Linked DNA regions of Mus musculus: all the other regions are linked to region 1. Evidence: chromatin loops called from intact Hi-C (ENCODE). Cell type or tissue: heart. All regions are shown on one strand. Links, peaks and the distances in the headings refer to the core of each region. The heading gives the core; the rest is flanking DNA.

The links. Peaks named below come from ENCODE experiments on the same cell type or tissue, not always from the same donor. Only the 100,000 strongest peaks of a DNase experiment are listed, where the experiment ranks them.
Region 2: it touches region 1 in a loop (7-fold over the local background); 36 of 42 quality-filtered maps call a loop at or near these places.
Region 3: it touches region 1 in a loop (8-fold over the local background); 17 of 42 quality-filtered maps call a loop at or near these places.
Region 4: it touches region 1 in a loop (7-fold over the local background); 14 of 42 quality-filtered maps call a loop at or near these places.

Annotation. Positions count from the first base shown.
Region 1 is chr16:35,267,181-35,274,704 of GRCm38, reverse strand. It overlaps Adcy5 (adenylate cyclase 5), which reads right to left. Exons shown (of 21, transcript NM_001012765.5): 4 at 7,414-7,524; 5 at 5,622-5,749; 6 at 3,709-3,867; 7 at 2,485-2,626; 8 at 140-280. Among named protein-coding and RNA genes, the nearest start is that of Gm46550, 42 kb to the right of the region's middle. In heart, for the core only: CTCF peaks have their summits at 2,072 (motif pointing right), 2,909 (motif pointing right) and 4,099 (motif pointing right); a DNase peak (open chromatin) is centred at 4,094; H3K27ac peaks cover 1,767 bases; H3K27me3 peaks cover 1,131 bases.
Region 2 is chr16:35,108,500-35,116,023 of GRCm38, reverse strand. It overlaps Hacd2 (3-hydroxyacyl-CoA dehydratase 2), which reads right to left. Exons shown (of 7, transcript NM_023587.2): 7 at 6,849-7,524. Among named protein-coding and RNA genes, the nearest start is that of Adcy5, 43 kb to the left of the region's middle. In heart, for the core only: a CTCF peak has its summit at 4,625 (motif pointing left); a DNase peak (open chromatin) is centred at 5,423; H3K4me3 peaks cover 828 bases; H3K27ac peaks cover 2,935 bases.
Region 3 is chr16:35,057,282-35,064,805 of GRCm38, reverse strand. All of the region lies in intron 3 of Hacd2 (3-hydroxyacyl-CoA dehydratase 2), which reads right to left. Among named protein-coding and RNA genes, the nearest start is that of Hacd2, 39 kb to the right of the region's middle. In heart, for the core only: a CTCF peak has its summit at 3,571; no DNase peak of the experiment used is centred there.
Region 4 is chr16:35,153,098-35,160,621 of GRCm38, reverse strand. Adcy5 (adenylate cyclase 5) reads right to left here and starts at 5,758. Exons shown (of 21, transcript NM_001012765.5): 1 at 3,387-5,758. The coding sequence starts at 4,523. In heart, for the core only: CTCF peaks have their summits at 4,053 and 4,742; DNase peaks (open chromatin) are centred at 4,251, 4,751, 5,441, 6,321 and 1 weaker place; H3K4me3 peaks cover 5,000 bases; H3K27ac peaks cover 4,255 bases; H3K27me3 peaks cover 2,680 bases.

The sequences.
Region 1 (7,524 bases), core at 1,118-6,117:
GAATTGGTCTAGGGTTGGGTGTTTTATATTCCAGCCTAAAGTCAGGGTGACCCCTACTCCCCTCCCTTCTAGATTCCCCTCAGGCTCAGGGACAGCCTTCCTCCCCAGCCCCAGGAGCATCCTGCCACCAGAAACTCACCATCCTCTTCATCTCCTTTGACACCTGGTTGCCGCCCAAGTGGTTGTAGAAGGGGCGCTCGGCTCCCCAGTGAGGCGGATTGTGTCCGATGGAGTTGGTTCTCTGGCGGTTCATCTTGGCGATCATGGCCTTCTCTTCTTTCTGAAGGGCAACAGAGACACCTCAGTGTGTGGGCAGAGGAAATGGGAGAACCCCAGTGGGCACATAGCCTCACTCCTCTCAGGAACAAGAGTCTGGCCAGGCAGGGTGAGAAACAGCTGCCCTGAAACCTGCTCCCCCAAAGTCTGGGATGCTTGGCACAGACACTTGTAAGAGCTGTCTCGTGAGGAAGAAATGGGTGTAGGAGACGCCTGTGGCTTGCAAGAAGTGCTCCCTACAAGTCTGAGCGCAAGATTCTGTCCTGGAACTTTTCAATCCCAATAGCCCGACCTTCTCCTCCGTTCCCCCCCATTGAAGGCTGAGCTCCCTAAGTCCTAACAGATGTGCTAGAGTCTGCATCATGCAGCCTGCCCTCCCTCTAACGGGAGGGGAAGGGTACTCCATGGAGGGTTGATCTTCCTTTCCAGTCTCCCAGGTAGCCGGGCCAGCTTGTACCATGGGCTCCATCCCTGGCAGGTTCTCCTCCCTGGAACACGAGGTTCAACATCTATTAGGGCTCTGCTTATAGCTTCATGAGTGGGTAGAACCTGGGATGAAGGCATACAGATGGAGGGAGAAGGGCCCTAGACTCCAGTATTTACTTCTTCTCGGGTCTGTCAGCAGAAATAGACCTCTGCAGCTTTAAAAAGCAGCTCTCAGACCCCTGCCATGGAGTTAGAACAAGTCAGGGACAGACACTCAGCCAGCTACCCATGAGCAAACACTCCTTAAGCATCCGTCTGCCTTTCTGTTGTTCCAAATGGGCATCAGAGGTAGGATGTTTGATGCAGGGTTTAGGGGGACACAGCCTCTCCAGGTCACACTTCCAGGGACTGGGCTGTCACCCCATTAGTCTGCCTCTCCTTCCTGCCTTTTGTACTAGCGGCTGACTGCAGGAACCAAGACCCAGAGGGCTCAAGGCAGGAAGGAAGGCAGGATGAAGGCTAGCTGCCTATGCCGCAGAGACTGGGAGGAGGGATAATGGGAGGGCTGGAGAAGACCTCAGAGTTCATTCATACTCTGGCGGTGAACAAGCATGTGTTTAGGAGATTGCCCTAAAGTGCAGCTCTCCTCCCACACCCTTGCTGCTGCTGCTGGAGTATCTGATCAGCCAGGACCCCTTTTTAGGTACAGGTCAAGGTGTCCTCCTGCTCCCCCTAACCCCTGCCCCACCATGGATGGGCAGTGTCTTCTCTGCCCTGCCTCTCCTTAGAAACCGATTGTCTCCATCCAGGCCTCTCTGGACTGGCTTACACAGTTTTTACTTTCCACACTAACTCCTTAAGCAACAGGGAGTTTTTCTCTACCAAAGGACTGGCCACCAAATAAACTCAGCGGGAGGGCACAGCAGGGTGTTCTAACGGAGGGAGAAACAGAAAATGCCCCATTTGCTTTAGAAATTAAGAACGCAGAACACAACACTATTAAAAATAGAACTGAGGCCTGCTAATAATTTAGTTTTATCCTTTGGCAGATGTGGGCTGAGACAAAGGGAAAAGAAGAAAGAAACCAGAAAGTGAAAAGTTTCAAGGAACAAAGACTCAGGGGCCAGCTAGACGGCTTAGCCTGTAAAGGGGCTTGCTGCCAAGCCTGACAACTGGGGTTCAGTCCTCAGGCGCTAGCAGGGTGAAAGAAGAGAACTGATTCCTCCAAGTTGTCCTCTGACCTTCACACACATGCCCTGACATGCACACTCTCACAAACATATATGCACACACAATGCCCAGAAAGCAAATATAGTTTTTACATTTTTAAAAGCAAGCAGATAGTTGATGCAGGCTGAGGCATCAAAAAATATATCCACCAGAGGGAGTGAGAAAAACACAAGAGTGAGAATTGACAGCCAACTAGGGAAGAGAGGAGGAGAGAGGAGAAGAGACAAACCGCCAGAGGCAGAGGAGCTTCCTCAGCTTCGCCCCTCCATCTCCTGCACCCTGAGGGAGCCTTCCCTGCTTACTGGTCTGAGGCCTACGGTGGGGTTTTTGGGTTTTTTTTTTTTCCAACTGAAGTGGAATGAAAATATCCCCTCTTCCCCTCAGCTTTGCCCGGCTTCGCTCACGCTCAGGCCCTTTCTGAGAGACAGGAGGCAACACTGGGGAACTAATGACTTCCCTCAGGGAAAGGAGAGGAGAGCAGGCCATGAAAAGGTTCCCATTCAAAAGACTGGGGCTCCCTGCCCCCCCCCCCCCCAGGGCCTGCCCACCTACCCGCTTCTGGGTACAGCTCAGGATGAGGAAGGTCTCAATGCTGTGCTCCTTGAGGTAGGCATTGCGATCGCCACCACAGCCTGGTTCCACCTCATAGTCCCCATTCAGGTAGTTGAGTGTGGCCTTGGTGATGTGGATGCGGCTACAGTGGGGGAAGGGCAGAAGCGTGAGCTGAGAACTGAAGACCCGTCCTGATGTCATTCAAACCTCGAGGCCCCAGCTCTGGCTCCAATGGCAGCCCACCTTACATGTGACGGACAGGACACTCCCAGGTCATTTCCAGTGCTAGCCCACAGCACCCAGCCCCTCCCACACCTCACCCAGCATGACTGAGCCTGCGGCAGCCTACCTAAGGAACATGCCTCTGATCTTACGAACCTCTTTTCTTTTTTTAAGATGGATTTATTATGTATTCATACAGGCCAGAAGAGGGCACCAGATTACATTATAGATGGTTGTGAGCCACCACACGGTTGCTGGGAGTTGAACTCAGTATCTTTGGAAGAGCAGTCAGTGCTCTTAACCTCTAAACCATCTCTCTAGCCCCACCCACCTCATTCTTGCTCAGAAGCCAGCAACAGTTCCTGCCACTACAAGCTGGAGTCTGAATCCCCAGCCTGACATCCAGGTCCCTCCTAGCCACTGGCTGCCCCTAAAAAACTATCTGAGCTACTTCTATCCACTGTGTCTTCCCACATCTGTGTCTTTCCCACGTCATCCCTGCCCACTGGTCCTTTGGCCTGACCTTTCTGTCCAGGTACCCACTCCCGCTTTCAAAGTCCTGTAGGTTACTGGTCTCTCTCCTCTGAAATATCTTGCTCTCTACCACCGTTCACAAGCCACCGTTATCACATAGGACTTGGTCAAAGGCTTGGAAGGTTAAGACAATGTTCTCTACGGCTCGTGCATAAAGTGTGGTGATTTGCACTTTCCTGCTTGCTTGCTTGCTTGCTTCTTGCCTGCTTGCCTGCCGTGCTTTGGGTTGAATCCAGGATCTTATGCATATTAGGTTGGTTAAGCTACACTCACAGCCCCCTCCCCATTCCCTCCTTGTGCACTTGTGTGTGTGCTCGCACACACAAACTCTCTTAATGCCATCTGCTCCAGTGTGTCTGCTCCTCTTCCTGCCTCCTCCAGTCCCACATCATGACAGCCTCTTCTGAGAGAGAGTGAGTAGGAAAGGAATTTTGGGTCTCTACCTGCACCTCCCCTGCCCCCACTTACCCCGCCTTGCCACCAGCTTCCATGTGGTTGGCCAGAGTGACATCGTTAGACCACACGTCGAATTGCCACTTTCTGAGACCAAGGACACCGCAGTGTACTCTCCCGCTGTGAATTCCCACGCGCATGTTCACGTTCACCCCTGTCACCTCCCGGACCAACCTGGGGATGAAGCAGGGGTAAGGCTGGGAGAGGGTCAGGGGCTAGGCATACAGAGCAGGGGTGAGGCTGGAAGGAGGGGCTGGGGTGAAAGGGGAGTTGGGAGGTGCAGGGGTCAAAGATGCATTTCTCTCTGGTCCATCCTAAATAGTCTAAACCGGTCAACCTGAAGGGGCCAGGCAGCAGGTGTTTGCTTGCATATTCAGGTTAACCAGGGAAGTGCAATTTCTGTCTTGACCACAAGGTGGCGAGGTGCTGCACACTAAAACCAAGTGTGCCTCCTCCCATCCCCCATCCCTATTCACCCAGCTACCTCCATTACCACCGCCACTGTCAATCTGACTGCTTGGAGAACTCAAGATAGACTGTTGCGCTATCTTGAGCCCATGGGGGAGATAGTCACTCCAACCCCTAATCATGCATCTCTGGAGGCAAGGTAGACTGGCAAGGTAGACTGGATGGTTCCCCCCCTCCCCAAGGTTGATTGACTGGATAGTGGCACTTCTTTTAGAGAAGGATCTTTACATGGGTTTCATGGTGAGGGTGGGGGTGGGGGTGGGGCTGTAGGAGGACATAGGAGATGAGACTGGGAAAGTGCAGAGAACTCAGGTGCCCTTTGAGTTACAGGACATCGTGGTCCCAGCCACAGTTCCAAGGGCACAAGAGTCCCAGTAGATGGGGTGGGCCCTTTATAATCTCCTATGCTGAGGGAGAGCTCTCCACCTGTATCTGGGGCTCGAGGTCTGCTTAGGGTCTGCAGAAGTCATTCAAGAGATGGGGAAGGGTCAATACAGAGTTTGCACTTTTTAGAAACCACCCTTCCCTGATTCAGCAAGTGGTGAGATTTGGTTTGGTCCCGTGGGCGGCTCACCCCAAAGGCTCACCCCTCACTCTGCCTAACTGCAGGAAAGACTGGGGACTCCTCTCTTGTCCTGGGATCAGCTCCCATCCTCACTGGAGCAGTCCCTTCTGCCCAGAGATGCCTGAGGACACACTCCCTTGAGGATAAGGACAGCTCGCCCTATTGTTTCTCTTTGCTATGGAGCTAACAGCTTCCTGGTGCTTTTCAATCTCCTCAGTGGGACCTGCTTCTCTCTGCAGGGGCTGAGTCTCAGAGCAGTCAGGCCTTCCCATCCAGCACTGGCTGGCTGTTGGAGGACAGTTGGTAGAAGTGACTGTAACAAACAAAGGCCCTAACCACTTTTCTGTCTGGCCACTCTGATCTCTGACCTTACCATGTTTCACTTTTGTCACCATTCAGACCATTCCTAAAGCACAAAGTAACTGCATACTTCCCCTGATCCAGAGTCCCGGCTGGTTGTGCACACAGGCTCCTCCATGGCCAGGAACAACCAAGCCTAGCCCGAGCTCCTTCTGCTGTTGCTCACAAGGATACATCATCGGCCATTGAATCCCTAGAGAGCTCCCTAGCCCAGAAGAGCCTTACTCTCCCACCTAGGAGTACAGCTCATGTTTTTACATCAGGAACGGGGTGTGGGGACCGGTGAGGTTTTATAGGACAGCCCATTGGCTCAGGCCTCCTCCTGCCGGCTCTCCTTCACCTTGAGCCTCCCTTCCTCGTGCCTCCTTCGGGAAAGCCAGGAGCCCCGGAGCAGAGATGGAAGGTGAGGTACAGAACTAGCCGGCAGCCTAGCTGGGGGCCCTGGGTGCACCCCACTCTTTCCCTCCTTCCATCAGTTACTACAGAAGACAGTGGCTTGGTTCCCTGGGGATAAAGCCCAGAGGTAAGCACTTACGAGATGGCCTCGATCATGTCCATTCCCATCTCCACGCAGCAGTGGGCATGGTCGGCTCTGGCTTCAGGCAGCCCCGAGACGCAGTAGTAACAATCCCCGAGGATCTTAATCCGTAAACAGTGATTCTCCTGGAAAGCAAATTAGTTTAAAAAACCCAAACTAGTGGGAAAGAGAGTGGGAGGGAAAGAAATGAGAAACAGAGAGTCACTCATCCTTGGAGTAAGCTGCCTGCCAGAGAAGTGGGCACAATTCTGTTGTCAGGGCAGGGATTGGTCACAGTCAGCCTTATAGGAGAGGTGGGACAGAGCAAAGACTAGGAGACAGGCACTGTAGCCCTTAATGAGGCACCACAGCCTAGGAACTCTTCTCCCCTCCCCTCCCCTCCCCTCCCCTCCCCTCCTCTCTTCTCTTCTCCCCTCCCTTCCCCTTCCCTCTCTCCTCTCCTCTTCCCTCCCTCCCCTCTCCCCTCACCCTTCCTTTCCTCCCCTCCCTCCTCTCCTCTCCTCCCCTCCCTCCTCTCCTCCCCTCTCTCCTCCTCTCCTCCCCCCTCCCCACATCCCCCTCTCCTCTCCTCCCCTCTCTCCTCTCCTTCCTCTCCTCTCCCATCCCCTCATCCCCCTCTCTTCTCCTCCCCTCTCTCATTTCCTCTCCCCTCCACTCTTTTTCTTTTTGTTTGGGCAAGCATCTCAGGTCCCACTCCTTACCCCAGAAGCAGACCCTGACCCCTATAAGTCTATCAACAGTTTTAAACCTTCTTATTAAAAAAAAGACTGAAGCAGGCAGAAACAAACTTGAGCCAAAACCCCACATGACCCTCAGGCCTGCCTGAGATGTTTGTCAAAGGAATGTTCAGCTTTGCCAGTAAACACATGCGCGAGCGCCAAGAAGCCACCAGAGTTCAGCACCTGCTGCCTCTGCCACCATTACTTCAAGGCAGGTGCCAGGGGCAGGGAGGCGGGTCAACACCAACGCCTAACTGGGAGCGAGATGGCCAGCCATTGTGATCGGTTACAGCAGATGCCTGAATCTGACCCTGTGCTACTCCATGAAGCTGGGACAGTGGAAGATGGGTGCCTGTGAAGTCCACCCAACACGCAGATGACAACCATGTCCCCATCTACCTTGTTCAATATCAGTGATGGGAAACTACCATCTAGCACCCGCCAAGGCCCCAGAAAGCCCCGATCACAGTAGTCACTTGTCCACAGTCTGCCTATAAACAAGGTGCCAGTGGGCAGACACTGTAGTCGGTGGCTACTTACCTGACAGGAACCCACAAAGGCTCGGTCTGGGCAAGAATGAGTGGAAACAGAGAGAGACCTACTGGGTGAGTGTCTTGGTTGCCACTCCCTGCTATGAGGGGTCACTTCCACTTTTGTCCAAGTGCTGGCAAACCCTCTTTCTGGAAGCCTCTAGGGACTGTACCCAGCTGCTTACAGGGCAGGTAGGGGATTCAGATCCCATCCCTCAGCCAGCCTCACCAGGAATGCAGCTGTGTGTGCCCACACCTGATGTGGCACCTGACGTGCCCAGGTAAACAGATTCCGCTGCAGGCTTAGGTGCTATGCCCAGCAGGCAGGCATGGAGATAGACCTTCCTTTACATTCCCTCACAGCCAGGGGTGATGTCTCCAACTGTGTCGCCAGAGATGGTGTGGGCCACAAAGACACACTCTGCAGCCTGACTGATTTCTCCAACCCAACACCGGTCTCCCCTAAGCAGAGTAAAAACCTAGATTACCGTCCTCAACCTCAGGGCCCTCCCCTGACAGCCCGCACTCAAGGTGACTCACCGCAGCCAACTTGTCAAAGCGGGCGAAGAGCTCATTGAGGGTCATGACCAGTTCTTGGGCAGTACACTGGGAAGCCAGGCTGGTGAAGCCCTCGATGTCAGCAAACAGGAT
Region 2 (7,524 bases), core at 1,566-6,565, 160 kb after region 1:
CAGCCCTGGGGACAGGCCCTGCTTCTCAGTGACCCTAGGCCTTAGGTACTCACCATAAGCAAGCTGCTAGCAGCTGGGAGTCTTCCACAGGGTTCCTAAAGGCCTACCTACCCTCCCCACTTCCCCCTCTCCCCTCCACAAGTTGGGGAAAGCTTTGAGCTCAGCCTAAAGGCAGCCATGCAGGGCACTGTAGCCCAGGATCCAGGAGGTTCCACGCTCTCAGGACCTCCACCTTCCAAGGCTTCTGAGCTTTTCTGGGAAGTCATCGAAGTGCGCCTTTGGCGGGGGTGGAGTGGGGGAATAGGGGTAGGAGAGGAGGAGGGGAAAGGGAGGGGGCTAGGAGAGGGGCAGTGTTAGTCTCTCAGCAGCCAGCTTCCACGGACTGATTTATCATTTTACTTAATTTTGTATGTACGTGTGTGCTTGTGCCAGAGGTTGGCATGGGGGGGGGGGTCTCCTCACCTGTCCTTCATTTTCTTTTCTTTCTTTCTTTCTTTCTTTCTTTCTTTCTTTCTTTCTTTCTTTCTTTCTTTCTTTCTTTCTTTCTTTCTTTCTTTTAGATGAAGTCTTTCATTAAACCAGGAGCTGTCTGATTGAGTGCCAGTGTGGCCTAGGGAGCCTGCCTCTGACTCCCCTGTACTGAGACTATAGGGAACTCCAACAGGCCTGATGCCTTTGTTGTTCTTGTAGGTTTGGTTGTTGTTGTTTTTTTTTTTTTAAGTGGGTGCAGAGCTCCAGTTCCCATGCTTATTCAGCAAACACTTTGTCAGTTTGAACCACCTCCCTACACCTTTCTTTAAAATAAAAAAAAAAAATTGTTTATTTGTATGTGTTTGCCTGCACACATGTATGGGCCCCACATGTATGCCTGGTGCCAACAGAGGCCAGCAGAGGGGTTTCCTGAGACTAGAGTCACATTAGGTTGTAAGATGCCGTGTGGGTTCTGGGAACCAAACCCAAATTCTCCTCGGGAACAGCCTCTGCTCTTAACTGCTGAGCCATCTCTCCAGCCTGCTTTCTTTATTTCTTTAAGATAACATTTTACTATATGCCCCGGATGTTGAACTCCTAGGCTAAAATGACCTGGGACTATGGGTACAAGTCACCAACTAGGCTTCAGGACCTCTGAGAGGCTGCCCATGTCATTCATGTAGAATGAAGCTTCATTCCAGGAATGGGGGTGAGGGTGGGGAGACAGCACAGTGGAGGGAGAGAACTGTGAGCGTTGGGGCCTGTGGGTCTGCAACACACTGCCTTTCTCAGGTTTTTCCTAGAATCTAGAACCTGATTCCAGTCAAAACATCTTTTCACCTCCTGCCTGTGTACCCAGCTAGCTGCAGTGGCAGGCAGGCATCATAATGCAACACAGGCCTGGGAAGGGTCCTCTATCAGAGAGCCCACAGTCTGCACAGGAAGTTGAGGAGAGACAGCGGTGGGGTCAGTGATCTGAAATAGGTATGCTCGTGTAATTTAGAAACTAAACACCCTGCAGGAGACTCGCCAGAACACCCACCGTTTATCTGATTTTAAAGTAGATTGGGTCTTTGGCTTCATGTTGCATTCTGGCAACTTTACCACTGTGGGGTGCTTGGGAGAAATGCCAGCACTGGTCTTGGACCACTTCAAGGGGCAAGGCCACAGCCGACAGCGGAAGATGGGAAAGGGTTATCTGGGTGCAGAGAGAGTGAATATCATCCCTTGAGGGATTGTGGGAAAACAGGCCAAGTGAGAATAGGACATGGGAACAGTGCAAGGCTTCTTGAATGTAGGAAGCAGAGGTGCTGGGGACAGAAGCGGGCACAGGGCACAGGTGGGTCCTGGCTGTGTTCAGGGGTCTCTTCTTCACCTTATCAGCAACAGTCACAAGGACGTATTTGTATTTTCAAAAAGCTCTGTGGGCAATGGTGGTGGTGGGGAGCAGGAGAGCTCAGAGGCCTCTATTGTCTTCTCATTGAGAGGGAGTGGTCCAGACAGCATCGATGTTGGCTTAGACAGGGAGGAGTCAGTGAGGAAGCAGATAGACTCAGTGGATCCCCAGGAGGTAATATCAACAGGATTTAACAACGGAGTAAAGTAAGGATGGGTGAGGACCCAGAAGAGAGGAGATGGCTCTAGGGCTTGCCTTGTGTGGTTGTCTGATGGAGGCCATTCAGAGGGGAGAAGGGGAACAGAGGGGGGCTGTAGGGGATGATGGTTTGTGCCAGGTAAGGGAAGGAGAGGAGTTTCAGTTTGGAAGGGTGAATAGACGGTTATGGATTCCCTGTGGAGGTTAGAGAGGCATACAGATGGAGCTCAAAGTCTGAGATCTGTTCCCCATCTTAGTACCTGCTCCAGCGGCCTCCAGGACCTGAGTGGTCAGTGGCAGGCTGAGTGGCAGGCTTTATACAGACAGCACTGGGCTGAGAACTTGCTCCTTCCCTTAGCATCAGATCCAACACGGGAAGTCTTCCCTGGGTGTCAGCAAGGCCTCATGGGGAATGTCCACTCCCGACGCCTTGCCTTTTGAAGACTAAATGGTGTCTTTCAGTTTTAAGTTGTTGGCAATTGATTAAAAAAAAAAAAAAAAATGGCAAGTGTCCAGTAGAACCTTTCCCCAGGCTAGATCTGCTCTGGCCCTGCTGGCCAGAGTTCTTGGGTTAGAATGAGACTCGAAGCTGAGTCAGAACCTCCAAGATCAAGAGTCCTACAATGTTCTTCAAAATTCTCCATAAGAGGGCCAGGGAGATGGCTTCTCAGGTAAAGGCACTGGCTGCTGCCAATCAGGACAGCCTGAGTTCAATTCCCAGAACCCACACGGGGCAAGGAGAGAAAGGATTACCCCAGTCCTCCTGACTTCCACAAGCATGCTGTGGACACACCCACTGTCGAACTCCACATGGCCCTACAAATACAACCACGGACAGGAGTGAGCAAAACATGGGCTGCAGGTGTAAGCAGGAGCAGGGTGGACTCATGCATTCTTCTTGAGGCATACCCTGGTGTGTGAGAAAGTGAGTTAGGAAGGAGACGGAAGACAATGGCCTAGAAAACAGGAGAAAAACAGCACAGGCTAAAGCACACAGAACAGTGCCACAAGATGGCTGCCGACGGGAGGGAGGATGCTGGTTCCCAGGGAGATGCCTACGCATCAGCCCCTCCCCAAGGAAGAGGGATGCTGATCATGATGCAGAGTCTCATGGTTCTGATGGAGCTACATTCACTATGGGAGCAAGCGGAGCTGATGAGCCTTAAGAGGTCGGTGCATAGGGATGTAATCTCTGGGGCCTCTTCCAGGCTTAAGTGGAGAGAGGAGTGGGGCTTGCTCTCTCTAGCTCTCCTTGGAAACTGCCTTGTCCTTCCTGACCTAGCCCTCCACCTGCAAAGGCCAGGCTGGTGCCTGGCACGGGGGCACAGGCGCTCCACCTGTCTTCCCCTCACAGTACTGGTGCTGGAGGGGAGAGTGATGGGATTTAAAGTGAGTCTGGAAGGTCTCATAATTTCCTTTAGTCTATGTGACCACTTCTCATTGGCTTAAGAAGGAATGTTTTGAGGCTTTTTTTTTTCTCAAATCCTAGAGGAACTCCACCCTGGAAAGATTAGTCACAACACTTTCTGGTTTACTCTCCATAAATTCTTTGGGAAACACACTGAGGAGAAACCAAGAGTTCTGGGCTAGCATCGGCCATTGTTGAACCTCACCATCTATTCCAAAACCTATCATGGTTTCTAGAGTCAAGACTGTTGGGTGTCCAGCCCTAAGACAAGGACTAAATAAAGAGTGTGCCCTGTGTCCCATAACCCGAAGACCACTAGTAATCTTGAGAGAACCCCATCTGTGGCACAGCATGACAGGAGACGAAGAGAGAAGCAGGGGACAAGGAGAGCAAGGGAGGCCAGAGCTCAGAGGAAGCACCAAGAGACTTGGACTGTCTGAAGCACAAGAGACGGATGAGCCCTGGGTAGAGGCTGACAGGATCGAAAGCATGTTCCCAAATCAGCTTTAGAATTTTGGTAGCAAAAACTGGAGGGTTTGCTTCTGACAGCCTCCCCTACCCCCACCGCCCCGAGGCAGGGACTCATTCTCTAATTCAGGTTATCCTCATCAAAGAAATCCACTGCTTCAGCTGGGATTACGGGTGTGAGCAGCAGCATGCCCAGCCTAGGTGGCATCAGAGATAACATCCGGAGGATTTGAGGAGGATGGCGTTTAGGCACACTCATGCTGTGCATACTGAGAATACTTGAGAGAATACTTGAGAATACTGAGGTGCAGGGGACTGAACTCGGCTTGGGGCTGCCGATCCCTACCCGTCTCTGCAACAGATTCACGTGTGACCGTGACGCCTTTTACACCCACTGGAAAACAGCAACCGACACACTCCATCTGGGGCTGAGCACACGTGCGTCAGTAATCTAAGGATCCACTTATTTATTTCACGAGGGGGGTTTTTCTAAAGCATCGGGAACCACGTAGAAACCAAAGTAGTAGCTTCCTGGATCTCAGGCTGAGCCCCACTCTCGTCATCCCCAAGAAGGGGTGGGGAAAGCAGCCTTCTACAGTGATGTTTTTCAAGGTGTGTTCAGGAAGCCTTGGTGTGTGTTTGTGTGTGTGAACAGGTTTGGAAAGTCTGGCACAGCGCCCCCTCTTGGAGACTCAAAATACATTCATAGAGTGAAAGGGAACAGAAAACTTTCCTTTTTTGTCTCCGTGTTTTAAACCAGACGCCACCCCCCACCCCTATATCCACCCACTCCTGCCACTCAGGGCTGTTGTGGATGACAGGCACAGTGTGGTTGAGGGAGCCTCCGGTGACCTGCTTGGTACCTTCAGTATGGTAGCCATTTAAACAGCTCTCTCTGGAGACAGATCTACAGTCTGTTAAAGAGAATAATTCATGGCAGAGACAGAGTATTTGGAATCTGTGAGAAAATCCACAGTCCAAGAGTCGAGTTAACTTAAGTGCACAGTGTACCCAACAAGCTGCAGACAGCACTCTCGGGTCCAGACACCGCCTTATAAGGTGGCCTGACATTTTCTCATGGCCCAGACTGCCCTCCAAAAATATCCAGAGACAGCAAGAGTGGGAAAGGCTCTCCTGGGGCATTTGAAATAATCACATGCAGGCTCTGCTGCTGAGCAGTGCAAACACCTGCTTGCAGCCCTTCTTCCCCCATCAAAGCTCTGGGTGGCACAGTCCTTGACAGGAGGGCACTGGGGGGTGGGGGGGGAGAACACACGACCCTCAAAGCGTGCGCCCAAGCTGCTTTCTCTCTGTACGCCTCCAGAATGGGCTCCAAACCTGTCTTTGCTTTATATGGACAATAGATGCGTGACTAATTTTCATCTGTGTGCCTTTCTGCCCCTTCCTATCCTTGCTTGGGCTGAGGCTGGTTCCTGAAGCCCATATTGCTTTGGAGGTGCTGCCCCCTAGTGGGGATGACTGGCCAGCACAACATGGAGGCGGGAATGGCGTTACAGACTGTTCAACCAGGCTGCAACTCTGCAGGACATCTGGATTCCATCCACCCACTGCCATACAGATGTGAAGGTCCTGCTGTGGAAAGGAGTTTGTGCTCTAGAATTAGGGAGCATCAGGGGCTTCAACACAAAACCTCTCATTGATTTAGGTTTGTGACCCAATGGGAGTCACCAAGCAAATTTACCTTTTGTGGGAAAAATTAATTTTGGTATGGAGATTTTTTTTCCATGTAACACCATGGGTGTCACACTAAATAGGAAAAAAAAAAAAAAGGAATAGCCCCTCATATTTTTCAAAGAAAGTGTTGGTTAAAAAAAAAAAACACACACAAAAGAACTTCACGAGTCTCCCCTAGTCTGGCTCTTAGATGCGAGGAGAGGAATGTTAATAGGTATGGCTATTTTTGGTAATAGTTACTTATAACAGTTTCTTCACTACCAAATGGCTTGACAATGAGCCAGGCTATTTGTAAGGCTGGGATTAAAAAGAAAAAAACCAATATGATGAATTGCAATGCTAGTTTTTACTCTTGTTAAAGGAACAGAACCCAGCAGCCTTTTTGGAACACTGTGAACAGGCAGGCGGCTTCCTAATTACAGGCAATTCTTCTACGACAAGGCTCATACACATACAATTGCCACAAAGTAGACAATGGTGATCAGAAAGACCCAGCTCCCACCACCATGCTAGAACTGTAAAGGCTGTGCACAGGCAGCCTTGACCACTGGCTTTGCCACTTGCTGCTCGGAGTCGGTTTTCCTAAGTGAGAACAAAGGGTCTTGTGTAGTCAAACGGCCTGATGAGCCTGTTCATGGAGACCTCTCTAAGAAACTGGGATCCAGAGTGGGAGGGTCAGCAGGGACCCTGCTGGGGACATTCTAACCCAGGTCCCTCCAGCACTTATGTTTGAGTTTGACATTGTGAAAACCTCCCAGGAATGTTCTGGAATTGGAGTCATTTTTAGGTGAGGTACATGTAGTTTTTATGAAAGACAGACACTACTGGGAGACACTCATCTGCCAGGTTGGGGCTCAGCGAAACGTTAGAAGGCTGAAAAGGAAATGCTCCTCAGAAACTGCCCAGAGCAAACAAAACCAAACCCTCATTGTGGGACCGAGGGTCTTGACTTCTTCTGACTGATGTTTTAGATCCCTGGTTCCTAGGGGGGAGGGGTTGCTCATGTTGTGAGCATGTCGGCATGTTGGCAGACTGCCTCGGTGTGTGTGACGTCGAACTGGCTGAGAGAAACCACTTAATAAAGCCTATTTCTCCTTTAAGTACAGAACCAGTAATATCAGCAACAGGCTTGAAAATCATCAAAGGACAAGCGGAGTCCATAATGGAATGGGAGTTTCCACATTCTTGCAACATGGCTCCAGATCAGACCCAGGCAGAGCACACACCAATTTATTTTGGAATGCAACATGTATCAGTGTTTTATGAGTATAACTTACTACATTAATATCAGATAAAAACAGCTTTCAAGTGCATGCGTAGAAAGTTAAGCATAGTTTTTGAGCTCCTTATTCCTAAATATACAAAAAATACATTTAAATTATATAATTTTAGTGAATCAAAGACTTATAAAATTACAATTTTGGTTTTCACAACATAGAAAAAATACAAAATGACTATATATATGGTTGTATAATTTTTTTACCCAAATTTCAAAGGAGCAGTGTGTAGTGACTTTGATGTTTTATAATGGTTTATCTGAAACTCAGAACTGAGTATGGTTTTCAGGTTGGACCTCAGCAACACCAGGCTTTTAATAGAAATGTAAAGCCAACACAAGTGAAAAGCAAGGCACGGTTGCCTCCTGTCTTTCTGGCCGGGCACCATCCACACTGTCCTCTTGCTCAGTTTGCTTTAGACTTTCCTGTCTGGGAGGACAGTGCTTTACTCCATGACTAACTCCGTGGGGCCTTTATGATGGTGGTCCCAGCCTCAGCATGACGCAGATTAGCCATACAAGTCTACAGAGGGCCCCTGTGCACCTCAAAGACTCTGTCCCTTTGGCAGAGGGCCCCTGGGGGAGATCTGACCTGCAGTCAGGTGGTTGCTG
Region 3 (7,524 bases), core at 1,320-6,319, 210 kb after region 1:
CAAGCATGACTTCAGAGAGAAAGGGAAAACCTAAAGTGGCCACACTGTTGCTCACACGAGCACCACTGGAAGCCATCATTTACTAAGGATGCTCTATGCCTCAAGCCCAACTCCAGCAAAAGAAGGGGAAAACACAGGTCAAAACAAGTCTAAAGTGATATTAAAATATGCGCACCAAGTCTTTGATACTCCTCTTCTTCAGATGTAGAATTTAATTCTCCCCTTGACTGTGGTGTGCACTTAGTAACATGCTTTAACAAAGAAAAAACCAGAGACAGCAGCACATGATTTTATAGTCTACATCACAGAGGCCACTGCGGCTCCCACCCTAGAAGGAAGCAGATTATCATGTCTTAGAGATATTCCAGGAATGTGTCCTGTCTTGAGAGGTCAGGCAATAAAAGAACCCTCTTACTATCAGACACCCCCATCCCAGTCCAGGACCTGAGACACTGACTGAAATGACAGGACACTAAGCTACAACGACCCAGCCAAGCTGCTTATGAAGTCCTGAGCCCCAACACCGCAAGCACATGTTTTAAGCAATGATTTGAGGGGAGGGGGTGATCAACTTTTAACACACAACAGAAAACCACTGCTAAATAAAAGAAGTACTATAGATGCTTTCATCAGAAGCCTATTTGTAATCACAAGTCATTTAGATAAGTTGTCAATTGTGTAATTAATGACTTCATGTGTCAGCTCACTCTCTGGAAGCAATAACCATTTTGATCAATTCAGAAAGAACAACAAATCCCTTATGCCCCTTCAAAAGCATAATGAACTGAACTAATTAATTTTTGAAATTCTACTCTATCAAAAATTAAACAAGGGCTGCAGGGTATAGCTCAATGGTAGACCATGTAGTCAGCATGCATAAAGGCCTTGGATTCAATCTGTAACAGGAAAAACAAGCAAAGCAAAAGAAAACACCAGGGATATATACAAAACTGAATGATTATTTGTGCCCTAAAATTTCACATACCGCTTTTTCCTTTTCCTTTAAGTCAATACATAAGCAATGTAGTCTATCTCCAAAGATCTATAAGAATAAGCTATCTACTTGATTCCCGACAGTCTATTCAAGGTGCTAATCTACCATTATTTATAGACCTTTGGCTCCTCTGAGTAGCTGTCATTAATAGAACAACTTAGGATTTCAAAACACATTATTCAACTCAACTGCCCCCCCAATAACTAAAATATTAGTCATATTTCTCAAACCTACAACTATATAAGAACTAAAGACATACCTCGACTCCAGAAGGCTGTGAAGAACTGGCATAAAAAACATCAAGACTACTACTCTACCTGAATGGCATTCCTTTCAAGCTCCGAGTCCTAATCACTGAGGAATCTTCTATTAGCTTTCAGGTTTCTGCGGTGTGTGTGTGGGGGGTGGGGGTGGGGCTCCCAGTCACACCAGAGGTCTTCAAAGTATCTCAGAGGTGTCACCTGGGAACTCCTACATGCTCCATGGATAGACTGGTCTATCTCTTGGGTTCAGAAGGAAAAGGGGCCAGTGCCTTGTTTCTAAACCAAAGGACCCTATACTTGACACTCTCGGCCTTTGAGCCTGGCTTTTGAGTTTGGCTCCTGCTTTGAGCTTAAGCTCTCTAAAGAACAGGTCATGACCAAACTGGTACCTGGGAAGTGAGACTGGAGAAAGTCTAAGGGCAGGGGATACAGACCAGACACATGATGAAGCAAGCAGACAAGAAGAAACAGAAAATAATGAGCAAGATTGAAGAAAATAGATGGAGAAAGAAAGGCAAGGCAAGACAAAAAAAAAAAAAAAAAAAAAAAAAGAATGTAGAGAGCTTTTTTTTTTAAAAAAGCAGACATGAGCTCAAACAGGTTCTTAAAAGTTGTTACTGTGTGTGTACACGCATTCTCACCTGACAGGAAGGACAGAGGCTGACCACATGGAGCTGCTTCTCTCCTACTACCATCTGAGGGTCAGTCTCAGACCATCAGACTTGTATAGCCAGAGTCTCTCACCAATTCCTCAGAAAAGGATTAAAAAAAAAAGGATAAAATTATGGACAGAAAAAAGAAACAAAGTTCTCTGAAGGAAAGAGGCAGAGAGAAAAGCAGATGGCAGAAAAGGCAAAGGCTGGCCTAAGCTTCTGACTGGGAACTAGGCAGAAATGGGTAGGGCCACATAGATCCAGAGAACAGGAGTAAGAACAGGCCAGCGTGAAGCATGAGGAGGGTCTGTGCAAGTTGGATTGTAGTGTCTGAAGAATGAGCAAGGGCAGAACCAAGGTGTGACTCAGAAGTAATTAAGTGGGAGCCACTGATGCAGAGAAATGGTGAGGGCACAGTGGGAGGTCCCTAAGAGGACAGTGATTGAGGACCAAAGCCCACGCAGCAACAACCCTTGAGAAACACAGGGAGAAAGATCTCAGGATAGGAGCAGGTGCTGAGACAGACTGAAGGGTCACAAGTGTGAATGGCCATACCTCAGGCGAGACCTCAGTGCTGTCCTTGGAGGGTCTGATATCCATTCTTTATAGTGGAAATCTCCCAAGCAGCTCTGGGCCTTCTCCTTTGTGCCCACTGCATTTCACTGAGAAAAGGTCTGTCACATTTTGTTTCCCACCTGTCTCCTGGACATAGGAGTGAGCTGGGCCTTGCTTTTCAGCACCTTCGATTGACGGCCAGCACAAACTCTAGATACTTATGGGTTTGCTGGAGGACAAATGCAGAATGGGAACTAGGAAAAGCCTACAAATGACATTACTCTTGACCTCTGCCTAGGAATTATCAACAGAGACAAAGTTACAACTACAGGTACAGTTATAATATACAATGTGCAAAACACTGGTTCTAATCCTCAGCATCACAAAACAAAAAACAAAATACCAAGAAAACCCACCTACATAGTCAACAAATACATCACTGGCAAAGACAAACAAACAAACAAAACAAACCAACCAATCCAAGTCGCAACATATCTATACAACTGAGTACCATTCTAAATGTACAAAGATCAACAATAACAAATTCAAAACCATACAAACCCAAAACCCTTAGCACAACTAACAGATATGGGTTAGTATTTGTTTTTATTCGTTAGTATCATTCTTTTTTGTTGTTGGTTTGTTTTTGTTTTTGACACAGGGTTTCTCTGTGTAGCCCTGGCTGTCCTGGAACTCACTCTGTAGACCAGGCTGGCACTGAATTCACGGAGATCAGCTGGTCTCTGCCTCCTGAGTGCTGGGATTAGAGGATGACAACCCCATGGCCAGCTGGCTCCAATCATTCTTAAGGTGAAAAACAAGAGACTTCTATTTCAGCACAACTACCTTGAGCTCCTACTGCAAATCTTTGTAGAAAGAGAATTCAGAAAAATTACTCAAAAGAGGGAGGAGCAGTACAGGGGGCCAGAATCAGATTCAAATCACTTATGAAGGAGACAATACGCTCTTTGTAGAAAACACCTCTTAACTGCAGAACCAGTCACAGGGTCTGTTTGAGCCCACAGGAGTAGCAATCTGAAATTTGAAAGGACCCTACTACTGGTAAGGGATGGGTAAAAAGAAAGCAAGAGGTGCCCTCTAGCGACTGGTAGTGGAGAAGGGGCTGCAAGTGCAGGATCCTGTACACTAAAGAGAAAACTAATCAGGACTTACCACTCATCCCTGCCAACCTCAAGTGAGGCTCCACTCACCCACACCTCAAAGCCTATTCACAAATCAATCAAAAATGGGTTACAAACAAAACAGGCAGTGACATGAAGTAGGAAGGGGACACATGGGGGTATCCTGGTGGAGTGAATATGATCAAAATATAAGATATACATGTATAAACTTGTCTAAGAATAAATAAAAGATATTTTTAAAAACTGACATCAAAAGAAAAAACAAAAACAAACGGTATTTGTCCTATCAGTAACTATGAATGGGTTCAATTTATTTATCAAGACTTACAAAAGACAACTCAACCGTGTATCAATATAAACGTGACTCAAGGTCTACTGTGTCTACACTGCACACAGCCAGAAGAGGTGAGCAGCATGTTGTTCCCTGGGATCCACTGTCAGGCTGCCTGCCTCCTGTGGGAGTCCTGCTGGTATCAGGAACATCCAGTCAACACCAGAGGACAACCAGATGGGAAAGGAGAGTGTAAGAACACAGTAAGAGCCAGGGCAATGTGGCACCATCAGAACCCAGGTGCCTTGCTACAGCAACCCCTAAATATCCTAACACAGCTGAAGCATAAGATGATGACCTTAGAGCCAACCTTAGAGGCCCTTACAGAGAAAATGAATAAATTCCTTAAAGAAATACAGGAAAATGCAATCAGTCAAGTGAAGTAAGTAAATAAAACTGTTTAAGAACAGAAAATGGGAGTAGAAGCAATAAATAAAACACAAACTGAGGGGATCTTGGAGATGGAAAACCTAGGAAAGAGAACAGGAACAACAGATGCAAGCATTTGGCATAAAAACAGACATGTTGATCAATGGAGTAGAATCCAAGACCCAGAAATAAACCCACACTCCTAAAGATACTTGATCTTTGACAAAGAAGTCAAAATAATACAATGGAAAAATGAAAACATCTTCAACAAATGGTGATGGTCAAACTGGATGTCTGCATGTAGAAGAATGGAAATAGATTCATATTTATCACCCTGCAAAAAAACTCAAGTCCAAGTAGATCAAAGACTTCAACATAAAACCAGACACAATAGATCTCACAGAAAGTGGGAAACTGCCTTGAACACTTTGGCACAGGAGGAGACAACTTCCTGAACGTTAACACCAAGAGGCACTAAGGTCAACAATTAATAAATGGGACCTTATGAAACTGAAAAGCTTCTGTAAGGCAAAGGACACCATGAAAAGCAAATAATGGCAGCCTACAGAATGGGAAAAGATCTTCACCAACCCTACATCTGTTAGACCAAAATATATAAAGAACTCAAGAAATTAGACACCAACAAACAAAATAATCCAATTTTAAAATGAGGTAGAGAGCTAAACAGGTGAGGATTTGGAGCAAGGGAAAAACTTCCTCATTGCTGGTGGGAGTGCAAACTTGTACAACCACTTTGACAATCAATTTGGCGGTTTCTCAGAAACCTGGAAATAGTTCTACCCAAGACTCAGCTATACCACTCCTGGGCAAAAACCCAAAAGATGCCCCACCATACCACAAGGACACTTGCTCAATCAACTATGTTCATAGTAGCTTTATCTGGAATAGCCAGAAACTAGAAACAGCTTATATGTCCCTCAACCAAAGAATGGATAAAGATAATGTGGTTCACTTACACAATGAACTACTACTTAGCTATTAAAAAACGAAGACATCATGAAATTTGCAGGCAAATGAATAGCACTAGAAAATATCATCTTGAGTGAGGTAACCCAGATCCAGACAAGTATTGTTATGTACTCACTTATAAGTGGACAGTAGCCATAAAGTACAGGATACTCATGCTACAATCCACAGACCCATAGAAACTAAGTAACAAGGAGGACCCAAAGGAGGATGCTTGAATCTCACTCAGAAGGGAAATAAAATAGACATTGGAAGTGGATGGGGGAGGAAAATGGGTGGGAGAGGGGGGTAAGAAGGGAAACAGGGATGGAGATCAGGTGTGGGGTGGAGGTAGGGCTCAAGAAAGGGCTATGAAAGAGAACAGAAATTGATGGGAAGGCATCTCTGAAATGAGCTTGAGACCAGGCACAGGGAAGGCTCCCGAGAGTTTATGGGGGTGATCCTAGCTGAGAGATATGGAGAATGAAGTGGCCACCTCCTGTAGCCAGATGGGACTCCCAGTGGTATGAGGGGAACACCAAACCATTCACAAAACCTCAATCCAAAATTTATCCTGCCTACAAGATGCACAGGGATAAAAATGGAGCAAAGATTAAGGGAATGGCCAACTAATGTCTGATCCAACTTGAGACCCATCTCAAGGGCAAGAACCAATTCCTGACACTACTACTAATACTCTGTTATGATCCCAGACAGGAACCTAGTATAACTGTCTCCCGAGAGGCTCCATCCAGCAGGTGATGGAAACGGATGTAGAGACTCACAGCCAAACTTCAGGCAGAGCTTGGGGAGCCTTGTGGAAGAGTGCAGGATAGAACTGAAGGAGTCAAAGGAGTCAAGGACACCACAAGACCTACAGAGTCAACTAACCTGGGCCTATGGGGGCTCACAGAGACTCAATCACCAACCAAAGAGCATCCAGGGGCTGGACCTAGGCCCCACACACATTTGTAGCAGATGTGCAGTTTAGTCTTCATGTGGGTCCCCTACCAATTGGAGTGGGGGACTTACCCTAACTCTGTTGCCTACCACTGGATCCCCTTTCCCTAACTGGACTGCTGTGTCAGGTCTCAGTGGGAAAGGATGCGCTTAGTCCTGCTTTGACTTGATATCCCAGGGTGGGGTGGTACCCAAGGGGGACTTGTCTTTCTCTAAGAAAAATGGAAGGGTGTGATGGGGGAGAAGTTTGTGAGGGTGGGGCTGGGAGAAGAGGAGGGAGGAAGTCACAATCAGGATGTAAGTGAATAAATAAATAAGAAAAAAGTCACTTAAAGGGGCACAAATAAAAGAATGAACAAAGGCGACTGGGCAAATGGAAACAAAATAAGGTGTAGGTCATATCCTAATACCAGACAAAGTACAATGAAAGGGGAACAGCAGTCAACTGTGCCATCTGCAGTGGTACATGCCTTCAACCCAAGCTACGCAGGCTGCAGAGCCAGGAGGATCACACATACAAGGCCAGGAAGAACTGTTTACAAGACCTCACTAAAAATCAAAGTCAAAAGGAGGCTGAGAATATAGTTTAATGCAGTGTACTTGCTTAGCAATGTATAAAGCCTTGGGGGATTCAAGCCTTGTGTGTGTAAGAGAGAGACAGAGCCAGAAAGAGAGACAGAGACAGAGACACAGAGAGAGAGAGAGAAGAGACAGAATTTAGATGTATTTTATTATATAAATGTTTATCTATGTATGTCCTACTTTGGTGTCTATTACTGCAATAAAAACCCCAAGATCAAAAGAAAGTTGGGTGGTGGCACATGCATGCCTTTGCTTCCAGCAGGTGAACCTCTGTGAGTTATAGTCCAAGACAGCCAGTGCTACAGAGAAACCCTGTCTCAAAAAGTGAAAAACAAACCAAAACAAAAGCTGATGGCAATCCTTCTACCTCCCACAGCAACCGTTTTTGCTAAAACAAAAGCCACAGGAGATCCCAGGGAAATGAGATGACATTGATAATTTTAGGGCACTTTAATTGGCCAAATGAACAAAATATATAAGCAATGATATAGAATAGCTGTTTTAAAAAGAGAATATATACTGAACTTTATATCTGTAAACAAAGAAGTATATATTCCTTCAAAATTATCCGTAAAAACTGAGTTGATAAAAGGTTTCTCAAATTGAGTAAAAAATATAATGAACTAGGCTGGAAAGATGGCTCGGTTGTTAAAGGCAAGGCTCACTACCAAAAAGTCAAGAATATGATAAACATCATAATCCCGGTCAG
Region 4 (7,524 bases), core at 1,376-6,375, 110 kb after region 1:
GCAGGGACTGGGAGAGAGGGCGAGGAGCTAAGGCAGATAGAAGTCCCCAGGGACGGGCATTCACTCAGCAAGCTCCCAAGAAACACACAGGGACAGAATCTTCTCCCCAGAAGCCATGCCAGCCAGGTTTAACGTGGCCACAAAATAAAACACCCCACATTTGAAAGGTGCCCCTACTTCCCAAAGAGCTTCTCCATTCATCTTACTTCCTAAGGTATCTCTGGGAGGAAGAAATGACCGTCTTCTGGAGTTCAAACGAACACCTCACCTACACAGGTCCCAAGGACATTGTCTCCAAAATATTCTTTGACAGACAAGCATGGGTAATAGTTGTGGGAGCATGCTTGTTTGTGTGTGAGTGCACACAGAGGTTTTATGTAGCAGAGTGGGATACAGTCAAACAAAAATGAGGTTACCATGGCAACAGGCTCCAGCATCATTGCAGCCTATTAACACAAGTGAGGAATGTGTTTGGCAGATGCTCGAGTGTTATTTATGGTATGGGTGTAGCAGAGGGACCTCTAACAGGCAAAGGAGGAGAGAAAAAAAACAACCTATGGCGCTCCTACTGTACCCCAGTGAGGGGATGAAACCATGACAGCCAGACATGAGCACAGAAGAGGCTGAAGACCAAAGGAGGAGGTAAAACTAGCTGAAAGGCCAAGGAAAGGGTAGGTGGGCAGATATCCACAGGGGTGCGCGAGTGGATGGAGGAGGGAAGGAGCAGGTGGGGAGAGAGGAAGGAGCACCCAGTGCCACCAAGAGGGGCCCCTGCACCTCCGGTCTTAGTAGTCTTCCAAGTGAAGACCAACATGTTAAGAAGCCAAGTACTGCTTCCCTAACCAAGCCTAGGGTGGAGCCCAAGCATCAAAGGGGCGGGCCGAGGGTGGAGCCCACGCATCAAAGGGGCGGGGCAAAGTACACACCAAAGCATGCTGAGAGCCCCCGGGCTATAGGAGAGTAGAGGTTAGCCTTGCAGACTTGAAATAATGTTTGCACAGTTTACTGTCAGCCTACTGCATGGCCAAGACACCACAGGGTGGAGAGGCAGGGGGTGGGGGTGGGGAGTGGAAGGAATCAGAGCTCAAATACAGAATAGGTTTACTATCACCACCTGTCCTGGGTATGTGTCTTCCTTAGGGAAAAGAACTTACCATCTAACCAGACACCCTCCAACACCTGCTGCTTTAGAGCAATCTGAGGCAGCTGGTCCATGACTGTTTCCCTGTCACCCAGCACAGTTTTTACTCAAGAAAGACACATTCTGGGTGATGCATAATCTGAATGGTAAAGTCAAGTACAAACAAAAACAAAGGTGCTGTTTTCTCTAAGGCCAAACAGAAAGGATGTTTGTGTTCCCATCTTGGCCCATTTCTATGGAGCTCTGCTAGACTTAGAGAGAAAAAAAAAAAAAGTTAAGTCTAAACCTACACTCCAAAACCTGCAGCCAATAACAAAGTCTAAAGACCACAGTGGGAAAAGAAGCCTGGTGTGTGGAAGGGTAGAGTAGAAAGGGAGGAGAGAAGGGCTAGCCTGAGGAACCACCAGGGAAAGTCCATCTGGCCAGCAAGATTGCAACAGTCTGTTCATGCTAAGACGAAGCTTGGATTTAGCTCCATCTCCGAAAGCCTATGTTCGGGACTGCTTCCTGTTATTGTCAGACCTCAGGCTCTCAAGTCTGATGCTGTAAATACCTTGAGCTAGAAACCTCCACTGCCACACACACAAACCAAAGGCTCTTCCTTCCAAAGAATAGCTGTGCCCACCCCCACTGACACAACGCCCATCTGAGACTGAAGCTCCATATCAACAGTAGCTACACTTTCAAACAACGACCATAGCTTAAAAGATTGCTCTCAAGCTCAAAGCTGATCTCTAAACCCCACCCTTTCTGATACCCGGTCAGAAAAAAACATCACTACCACCTATTTGACCTGGTCCACTCACTGGACCCCAACCAAGCTGGAGAGATGTTACTAAATCTCTAGTAAGTATCTAGTATACCTGGGGAAGGGGGTGGGGAGAGAGAGACAGAGAGCTCAGAACTCCCAGGAGGTTACACTAGCAAAGTCAATGGGTGGCTGAGAAGAACAAGTGTTTCAACTTGCCTCTGGGACCACTGTTAACCAAGCAGGGGGGAGAAAACCCACCATGGCCATGAGAGGAGATCTTCCCAAGAGGCGAGGCTCCACACGGAGAATGCTGGGAGTAGAAGGGGCATAGTCAACCGTAAGAGAGAAACTTGGGACCCACAGAGGTTCCTCCCAGTCACAGTGCCTCCTGAAGAGCCAGAACCTATACGGCTGTTATTTCCTATTTGAGGATGTACTAAGAGGGCTCAGAAGAGCATACCCATAAGGATGCAGAATTCAATAGGATCAAAGTCTGGGAAGAAGGTAGAAATGGAAAGGAGGAGGGAAGCAGTAACAACAGAATTCTGTTAAGAGGGCCTGTGAAAAGAGGCAGATACCAAAGGAGGTAGAGGAGTGTTTGGTGCGCTCTAAAGCCACACTCACCCACTTGCAAGACCCCAGTTGATGCTCCAACTGGGCAACATACAAATAAACAGGCCCCATAGGGCTCATAGACTGGGCCAGAGAACAGGGTGTGGATACCAGGGAGACTGTCTCACCCTGGGGTCAAGCCTGAGTCACCAGTTAGAATCATAAGTTTGCTGTCCTTCTGAGTCCTTTGTTTGCCCAACAGGTCCCTGTACGGATATAAAGTTCCTACGGGGCACCATCCAGGAATGTCCATTGGAAGGGAGTGTGGTGCTCTGCCCAGCTGGAAAGGGGATGGGAATCACACACATCTCAGGAGCTCCTTACCCCTTGTGCTAAAGGCAGAGTTGTGGCTTGGGTCACTTTGGAAGAGAAAGCTAACTTAATCAGTCCTGCTTAAAGAGCTCAACAACTCCCAGCAGTCCAGCCTCAGGGGGCAGGGTTACAGCCTCCTCCTTAAGACTGGGCGACAGTCTTCCACAAGGCTGGAACCAGGGACTAGCTAACAAACCCAGAGGAGCTCAGGAGGGGTCGGCTGCTAGAGGGTCCAGCCACTTAGGTTGGGAGTGTTGTTTATACAGGACCAGAAGTTCTGAGAGAAATAGGGACTCTGAACATTTCTCAAATCCCCCTTTCTTGCTTAAGTTGGCAATTGTGACTAGTTCGAGGAATGTCTTCTACCAGGCCAACAGCATTACAAGCCTTACAAGAGTAGTCTTTAGTAGGTAAAGAAGCTAGGCATGGCGTGATGTGGCGTGGCATGAAGCCTTGTCTCTCTGGTTACTTTTGACCACTTTTAACTGGTGTAGACTTCATCCCTTTTCTCTAAAAATCAGGTCGAGGTCTGCCTACCCCTCAATCAAGTGTGGCCTAGTGGGGCCCTACCTGTTTCAGCAGAAACTGGTCCTGGGAGTTGGTGTGCAGAGAGATGGCCAAGTGGAGAGCCGACAGAAGCACCCCGCTGAGCACCGCAGCCCTCATGCGCACAGGCAGCAGGGTGTAGATGGTATAGATGAAGAACACGGTCCACCAGATGCCCTCGGAGGCGCTGCGTGGCTGTGGCAGCAACAGGCCCACTACCTGGACGGCCAGCACCACTGCAATGAGCGCATAGCAGGCCAGGCCCATGTGGTCCTGGTGGAACGCTGCACGGTTGCAGAGCACGGCCATGATAAGGATCACGCCCACAGCAGCTGCCAACACGGCCAGGTAGGCTATCTGGAGCGGGGGGCGCGCCGCGTGGAAAGCCAGCATGACCAGGCACACAAGCACCAGCACGGCCATGAGCATGGTGAGACTGCTCTGGTTCAGGCGGAAGAAGTAGCGCTGGTACAGACGCTCCAGTTTGTCCGACGGGAACTTCTTAGAGCGGAATATCTGCAGCAAGGCCAGGCAGCAGGCGCCCAACGACAGCACCGCGCCGGTCCCAGAGCCTGACGCCACAGAACTGCCTCCATCCTCCGACCCGTCTCCATCCTCGACGATGCCAGTCCCGGGCTCCAGCTCCTCGGCCGCTCGGCCTTTTCCTCGACGCTCCTCCAGGCCCAGCTCCACCGAGCGGGGGCGCACCTCTGTGCCACCTGCGGCCGCTGCGGCCGCCGCCGAACTGCCGCTGCCGCCCGCAGGGGGCGCCCGGGTGCTGCCCCCTCCAGCCGCGCCCCGCCGCTGCCGCCTGCTGCCGCGACCGCCGTCGTCGCCACCGCGCTCCTGCCAGGCGGACTTAGAGCGGAAGCTGAAGCCGAAGCCCCCAGCCAGAGGGTCATCACCGCTTAGTGGAGGGTCTTCGTCGTCATCGCCACCGCGCCAACGGCTGGCCAGGCGCTGCTGCTGTTGTGGGGTCACCGCTCCCCCAGATCTCTTGGTGGAGCCGCGGGTTGATCCCCCGGGGGCGTGGGGGTAGCCATTGGCGCGGGAATCGGCTTCTCCCCAAGCGGCGCGATGCTCCGGGCCTCCCCGGGGCGCTGGCGACGCCGCTGTCTGTGCAGCGTAGCCCGGGGGGCTCACGCTTTTGGAGCCGGACATCCCCCCCTCGGCCTCGTCGTCTTCTTCCTCTTCCCCCGGGGGCCGGGCCGGGGGTCTCCAAGGAGAGGGCGGACAGCCAAGCAGGGGGACCAGGCTAGGGTCACACGTCGAGGGAGGCCCGGGGCCCTGCGCAGCAGCGGGACATCGTGGCACCCCCGTCCTGAGCGGTGGAGGACAACGGGAAGGCTAGCGGGGAGACAGCGCAGCCCCGAGGTGAGAAGTAGCTACGAATTAGAGTCCAGAGTCCCAGGTCCGAGACGGAGTTGGCTCCGAGCGGTGGCAGTGGGGACAGCTCTGACTGCTGCGCCGGACGCAGAGATGTCCGGACTCCTGGCTCGCGTCGAGCTCAGGCTGGGAGTTGAGGAGCAGGCGGGACGGAGAGGTGTCCTTGCGGGCGGCGCCTCTCCGAAGCTGGCAGTTCCCGGGCGCGGCGCTCGTGGCTTTTGCCTAAGCCGAGAGCAGCGACTCTCCCAGCAAGGTGGCGGCGAGGGCGGCTCGGCAGGGGTCCCGGCACGGAGACGCAGCGGGTGCCCTTTGCTCGCAGCGCACTGGGAGCGACTGGGAGGTGCAGGCTCCTGCCAGCATTATTTTCTTACGAGGGGTGGGGAGGTGGGATGGGGGGTGGAGAGGACGGGGGAGGGGGCGGCGGGCGGAGCAAGAGCTCCGGAGCCCCGGGGAGGAGGGTCCTGGAGCCCGGGGGGGCCGTCGCCCGCATCCCCCACCTCCGGAGGCGCGAGTGGGAGCGTGGCCCCCGCGAAAGGCGAACAGAGCCTCCGGCGTGCCCGCGCAGGGGGCGGGGGCGAGGACCGGCTCCTGCGGTGCGGCCCTTCCCCTCTCGTCTCCTCCTGTCCCCCAGACCCAGCAGGCCGGCCCGTTCCGGCAGGTCCCGAGGGTTGAGTCGCTAGCTCCGCAAGCCCTGGGTTCCTCGTTGCCGGCGGCTGGCCCACCGTAGCCGAGCGCAGAACCACTACGCGGAGGGCGGAATCCGGCGCAGCGCCGCCGCCGTTCTGCCCCAACGCAGGCGGGCTTCTCCCGGGGACCACGGCATCCAGCGATGGAGGGCTGCGGCTCAACAGCAGCCGGCCGATAAGGGCCGGCCGAAGAGCCGCGGCGCCCCGGGGGCGCTCCCGAGGGGCCCGAGGGAGCCCGGCTCCGGGCGCGCCATGCACGCCTCGGGCCCTGCGCCGCTCCGGCCGCTCGCGCCGCTCCTCCCTTCTCGCCCGCTCGCCGCCGCCGCCGCCGGAGCGCCCTCCGCATCCCCTCCTCCCGCCGCCTCCCCGCCCCCCGCGCCGCTCGGGCCTCGGCTCACAGCGGCGTGCGGCCGCCTCCGCCCTCTGCCCTGCCGCCGCCCGCGTCCTGGCCCCGGCACCCCGCGAACATACTCAAGCCGGGCCCGGGAGCCGCAGGGACCCCCGCTCCCCTTCCTCACCTATATTTTCACTGCGCCCCTCCCTCCCTGGTGCCTGGAGCCGGGTCAACGGGCGGATCCCTCGTCGGACCTGGGTAGCGGGCAATCCACCCCCGATCGGGTCCTGCGACCCCAGTCCTATCTCCCCTCTTTTTATTACCCTTTTCTCCCCCACCCCCATTCAGCCCAACTTCAGCTACGGTGCTGCTCCCCCCTTCTCTGGTCCGGCTCTATTGGCCGCTTCCAGAGCTGTCAGACTCGAGTCCGGCGCTCTTATTGGGCGATTCTGTGGCCCGGCGACGGTGCCAACGGAGGGCGCGCCGGGTGGGGGGCGCCCCGACCGCTACTGCCGCAGGGAACTGGAGACAGAGTCCCTAGAGAGGACGGAGGGACCCAGAGCCAGACCCGGAAATGAACTAGGGAGATGCAGAGACTGAGGATGTCTGGGGCACAGAAAGACAGCGATGGAAAAGATGGAGTTGCTAGCAGTGGGTGAGGCCGATGCAGCCAGGGTGGGGCGAGCAGGACCACTTTGGAGCATAGTTACTAAGAGGAAACACCACTGACAGCTGTGGGAACACCTGGCGTTTATAAGGAGCCCTTTGCCTGTTCATGTGTTTTAAATCCCATGTGGTTCTAGTAACAGCCATGGGCTCGGATGGGGGACAGGGCCTGTGTAGCTATTTCCTATTTGCAAATGTGGAAACTGAGGCTCTAAGAACTTAGCCAACTTGGAATACACCACACAGGTCTCCTAACCCACAATCCAAAGATCTTTTCTTCAGTGCTACGCTGGCTTCCACACCTACCCAGATGCTCCCACAGGCAAGCTAGTCTCCTTGCCAGTCAGGGAAGCAAAAATGACCCTTCTGGGAACTCCTGAATAAAGGCAAGGGTAGACAAGAGTAGACAGCTGAGTAGAAGATCTGGGTCTGTCTGCCTCTTCAGCTCCCTTGACCCCCTAAGCTGTCCTAACCGGAGTTCTGGCAGTTTTGCTTGGGGAGGGTGACTTGTATGCTGTCAGCCCCTTCATCCTTCTGCCGTCCTCCAAAGTTGACAAGAAGCCTAGAGGTCCACATCCTCCTCCACTGCTCATCTCCTTGGCAACTGAAGATAAACCTTGCCAGAGCTGCAAACCGGGAGGAGAGAAAAAAAGAATTCCAAGGGATCTGCGTAAACGGGATCTTGAGTAATCCTCCAGCCTTTGAGTAATCTATGGTTGGCTAAGTAGTAAAAGCAACACGAACCTAGCCAGCCAAACCCTATCGCGCTGGAAACTTGCAAAGCATTGTACCGGGCTGGATGCTACCAGGAAAAGACAGCAAACTGGGTCTGGAACTCGTGTAATCAGGGAGGGAGCAAAGCTGGCCAGCCCCTCTGGCTCAGCCACACTCACTAGGCAACAGGATTCCAAGAGCCTGTCAGTGTACGGCAAAAACCATTGTTTCCCTCTGTGAGTACCAAATCGATTCTGGGGGTGCAATCTAGGTCCAGCAGGGAAAGAAGATGGGCAATATTTGTTAAGCTTCTTGGTACTGTAGGGATATTCTATTGTCAGTGTCAAACACCAATAAGAGAACAGATTTAGTTGTG